Regions from separate parts of the Mus musculus genome. Here region 2 is linked to region 1. Evidence: chromatin loops called from intact Hi-C (ENCODE). Cell type or tissue: heart. All regions are shown on one strand.

Region 1 (2,500 bases):
CACACACAAGCTTCATACCACCAGTAGGCCCAGTTAGTCCTCACCCCAGGCTTTTGGCTTTTATTAGCAAGCAAAACCACCCTCTTGTGTAGTCCTTTGCTCACCAACCTTAATATTTGAGAGTTCAGAGGAATCTGATTTACCTCAAAGGGGCAGATGTCTGCCTTCAAATGCTGCTCAAACATGAGACAGAGTATCTGTACTTCTACCATCAGGGCGTGGTCTCATGTAAACACACTATACCAAAGCAACTGTCAGCTCACCCATGAGAGTAACGATGGCAAAGTCCCCAGCTCTGTGGCACTCCCCTATAAAAATTACAGGAGTTTAGAGGAGACAGCAAGTCCTCCCAACCAGTAGAGGAAAGGAGAATGATTGACAGGGAAATAAAAGTCAACTGTTGTCAAGTATTTGATAACCGTTCAACAAGAATATGAATGGCCTTTATAATCTACCCAAATGCAGGAAATATCACCCAGGGATTTCACATCAAAATAGAAAAGACACAAATCACATAATCCTCATGGGAAAGCATGGTGGTGAGAGAGGTGGGGTAAGTGCTTCCATGAGCCTTCCCAAAGAACCTTCTAGAAAATAAGCTTCAGGCAAACAAATGACCAGAAGGACACTGACACTGCTGTTGAGGATCATGGTGGCTTGAAGGGAAGACTTTGCAACCCTTTTCCCTAACAGCGCTAACACAATCCCACTACCTCACCCCAGTCAAAACTGCGATGGTCAAGCAAGCAAAACCAACAGTTGCTAGAAAGGGTGCATGGAAGGAGACCCCCATACCTCCTTGTGGGATATAAACTAATCCAGTCACCAAGGAAAGCTCTAAAAACCCTGGAATAGAATTACAAGATCCAGTCAAGTCATTCCTGGGGCTATATCTATCTCCAAAGGCATCAAAGCTGGCGGACCACAGAGATTTCTGCATACTCACATTTATTACAGTGACGTTTACCATATTGAAGTCATGGAATCAGCCTAGATACCCATCAATGGTAGGAGGGATAAAGAATGAGGTGCACGCACACACATAATATACATAATGGAATACTATTACGTCATAAAGATCAAAATCTTGTTTCCCAGAAAATAGATGGTACTGGAGATCATCCTATTAAATTAAACAGACATGTGGGGTTTGATGGGGGTGGTAAAGGGCTCCAAACAGGACTGTTGGGGCTGAGAGTGCAGAGGCGGCTAGGAAAAGACAATGGGTCTTGATCAAGGTTAAAGTTAAGAGAATACAGCATGATGCCTGACTATTTCCCAGAATCCTAATCGCCAGGATTAAATGACGGAGGAAATCCACTAGGGGGCGAAATAAGCAAGCGGCCACCAAAGCGTGGACTCAAGGTTTCCCAGTTTCCTCTGTTTCACTTGTGGCAGCCTTATCTGACCGAGAAAAGACTTTCTGCTTATTCTATGATTAAGGGTCTTCTCTAGACACATCTTTCTCTAAATGTTCCCGTCCTTCTAAGTAAGAAGTAGCACTCAACACCTGCAACCACAGCGCTTCCGTGGAGGCTGAGTCAGGACAACGAGTGTAAGGCCAGTCTGAGCTTCTAATGAAAACTTGTCTCAAAACCGAAACAAAATAAACAGTAGCAAACAGTATCTATCTTCATTTTGTATCTTAAGTAAGTGTTCCTGGGGCTGGCGGGATGGTCCAGTGGGTGAAAACATGTACTGCCGAGCCTGGAACCTGAGTTCCTTTATACGCACACTTTGTAAGAAGAGAACACCCGAAAGCTGTCCTCTAACTGCTAAGTGTGCCTCCATGTGTACACACACGTAAATAAAGAAGTGTAGTTTTTAAAAAATTAGGTTTATTAAACATCAGTTTCCTTTCTTCTCATTGCTGGGGACCTGGGATGCCAAACCCACAAGATAGCCCAGATGCTCACTCCAGGAGCTTATGATGAAGCAGCTTGAACAGTATCAGGTGGGCAAGGTCTCTTTGCCAGATGCTCAGAGACCTAGCCTGACCCTGATAACATGGAGCCAAACTGTGAAAGAAAAAAGAAAGACATACATACACGTTGTAAGTGATAGTCCAGCCAGTCACACCCAGATCTATTAAAAGCACAATGTACAGAGGATCATGAATCTAGGTGCACAGGGGTTGTTTGCTATTAGCAAATCTGTTCACCCGTTAACAAACCCACAGCTCTCCTGGTTATCTTAGATAGGCTGAGGGGCAGAGGCTTTGCCTGGTGTGCTCCAGGCCCTGGGTTTGAGCCACTGCTCCCAATCATTACAAGATCAAAACTTTACTGACATGCTGGAGATATATCTGTTTTGGTTAGTGTTTTACTGCTGTGAACAGACACCATGACCAAGGTAAGTCTTATAAAAAACAACATTTAATTGGGGCTGGCTTACAGGTTCAGAGGTTCAGTCCATTATCATCAAGGTGGGAGCATGGCAGTATCCAGGCAGGCATGGCACAGGAGGAGCTGAGAGTTCTATGTCTTCATCCAAAGGCTGC
Region 2 (2,500 bases), 280 kb after region 1:
ACACACATATATATGTATGTATACACACACACAAAAGCACGCACACACCCACACATTGGAACCTTAGTTAGGAGGAAGTCTGCCTCTCATATTTTCATAACAGTGTAAGCTTGTCCCTGATTGCTGCCTGCTGGAGGGGACAGGCATCTTGCTGGACTCGCATGCTCTATAGTCTTGACTTTGGTGCCTAGCCTGGGGCAAACTGACCACAGCTAAGCTGCTGCCCCACACTTTGGCCTGACATGAACCAAAGCCAGTCTCATGAGCTTGTTTCCTGATGTTACTGCTCAAAGAAAGAACAAGAGGATGACAGAAAAGAAGCTGTGTTATCTTGAGGCCTTGTGACCCTGCTTGAGGTCTGCTGGAGCTTCACATTTTCGGAGACAGCTCAGCTCCCCTCCTGGACTGCTTCAGGGAACTGCATGCTTGAAAGCTCCCTTTGGGGTTCAGAGAAATAGAAGTCAAAGGTGCATCACACCCCAGCTGTCGGCCCCATTTAGAAAGTCCCAGTCCCGTTTAAATATGTATTTATAAAGTTTTTTTGAGACAGTGCCTTGAGTTTCCCAGGCTGGTCTTAAACTTTTGAGTCTCCTGCCTCAGCTTCCTGAGTCTTGGGGATCGTAGGTCTGTGCTACCTGGCCCAGCTCATAATTAGTAGATGTATGAAAGATACCAGATTATATCTTTAAAATCCTAAATTGAGCTAAAGAATATATAAATGCATTGATAATTTCCCAATGATTAATACTGAATTCCCTCTGTATGGAGACTCTTGTGCACTGTTTAAAAGCATTCACCTGGGCTGGTGAGATGGCTCAGTGGCTAAGAACACCCGACTGCTTTTCCAAAGGTCTGGAGTTCAAATCCCAGCAACCACATGGTGGCTCACAACCATCTGTAACAAGATCTAACGCCCTCTTCTGGAGTGTCTGAAGACAGCTACAGTGTACTTACATATAATAAATAAATCTTAAAAAAAAAAAAAAAGCATTCACCTGTCAGAAAAAAAAAAAAAAAAGCCCTTAGCCAATGAGCTGTGGCCGGAAATGGGAGGTGGGAGTTCCAGGAGAGAGGAGGGTAGAGAATTATGGGACAGAGTCAGAGGCAAGAGATTCATTCTCTTAGACAGAGAGGAAGACAATGAACCTGCAGAGTAGTAGGTAACCAGTAGAAGAACATAGAATAAACTGGATTATTGAGATATGAGCTGGTCATGGGGCAGAGCCGAGGCTATGGCTAATCATTTATTAATAAATAATTAGTCTCAGAGTTGTTATTTCTGGGAACAAAGCAGTCAGGAGGCAAAGCCCAGCATAACAAATGGCACCCCACACTGGTCACTATGTGTAACTCAGAGCTTCCTCCCCTCCGCCACCACCACCTTGCTCCCCATAATAATGACTCTGGGACTTCTTTTACATGAATAAATTCCTAGGCCAATATAACCCTGGCTCTGTTTCCTATGTGTGTGTGTGTTCACACTTGCATAGAAACCAGAGACTGATGCTGTGCATCTCTTCACAGCTTTCCACCTTCTTCTTCTTCTTCTTCTTCTTCTTCTTCTTCTTCTTCTTCTTCTTCTTCTTCTTCTTCTTCTTCTTCTTCTTTGTCCTCCTCCTCCTCCTCCTCCTCCTCCTCCTCCTCTTCTTCCTCTTCTTCTTCCTCTTCTTCTTCTTCTTCTTCTTATTATTATTATTATTATTACAACTATTGTTATTGACATTATTATTATATATTTTGGGGATAGGGTCTCTCACTGAATCTGGAGCTCATAATTCAGCTGGACAGGCTGGTCAGTTAGCCCCAATGATCTCCTATTTCCATCTTCCCAGAGCTGGGCTTATAGGACGTACTGCCTCATGGGGTCCTAAATATATCACCTCAGTCCTTATGCTAGCACTTTACCAACTTAACTGTCCTCCCAGCCCCTAAAAAGAGCTGTCTTGTCCTCCCAACTCCAGATCAGGAAAGTAGGGCTCAAAAATCCAGCCCCTAAAACCTTCACTGTCTCCATGACAATGGGTTGAGCAGGGACCACCCAGCCGCTATGTGGTCAGAGTCTTAATGTGCAACGCAGACTCTCAACAGCAGCAAGTCAAACTCCGTGGACACAAATGTTCCACTTTAACCATGTTGAGGCCCTGCAACGACCCCATTCAAGGTCTAGTAGGTAAAAATAGATCTGTAGTTCTGCCCTCTTTCCTTGAGGGCTGAGGTGAGGGAAGGGATGGGGCTGAAAATGAATAAAACAGTTTCAATCCTCTGAGGATTGTGCAAGGTGTAAGGGTGAGTGTGGCATGTTCCGGCTAGGCTGGCAGAACTCCCGCTCTGACTCAGAAACAGAGAATTCACTCTAGTTTCCTTCTCTGGCTGCCTCGTTGATCAGCCACAGGGCAGGATGCATGCTGAGGCATTGAAATTTGGGTGACATGTCACACTGGGGGAAAGGCGGCCACTCATATGCTGAGTCATGGCTCTGGTACAGGCACTGAATGACACA

Evidence for each region. A loop is a pair of places that touch in the nucleus more often than their neighbours do. Peaks named below come from ENCODE experiments on the same cell type or tissue, not always from the same donor. Only the 100,000 strongest peaks of a DNase experiment are listed, where the experiment ranks them.
Region 2: a loop joins it to region 1, with 4 times the contacts of the local background. A loop is called at or near these places in 1 of 42 quality-filtered maps.

What each region holds. Positions count from the first base shown.
Region 1 is chr8:126,265,998-126,268,497 of GRCm38, forward strand. All of the region lies in intron 2 of Slc35f3 (solute carrier family 35, member F3), which reads left to right. Among named protein-coding and RNA genes, the nearest start is that of Gm31165, 24 kb to the right of the region's middle. In heart, a CTCF peak has its summit at 1,317 (motif pointing right); no DNase peak of the experiment used is centred here.
Region 2 is chr8:126,548,789-126,551,288 of GRCm38, forward strand. No RefSeq gene overlaps it. Among named protein-coding and RNA genes, the nearest start is that of Gm39286, 22 kb to the right of the region's middle. In heart, a CTCF peak has its summit at 1,305; a DNase peak (open chromatin) is centred at 2,393; H3K27ac peaks cover 635 bases.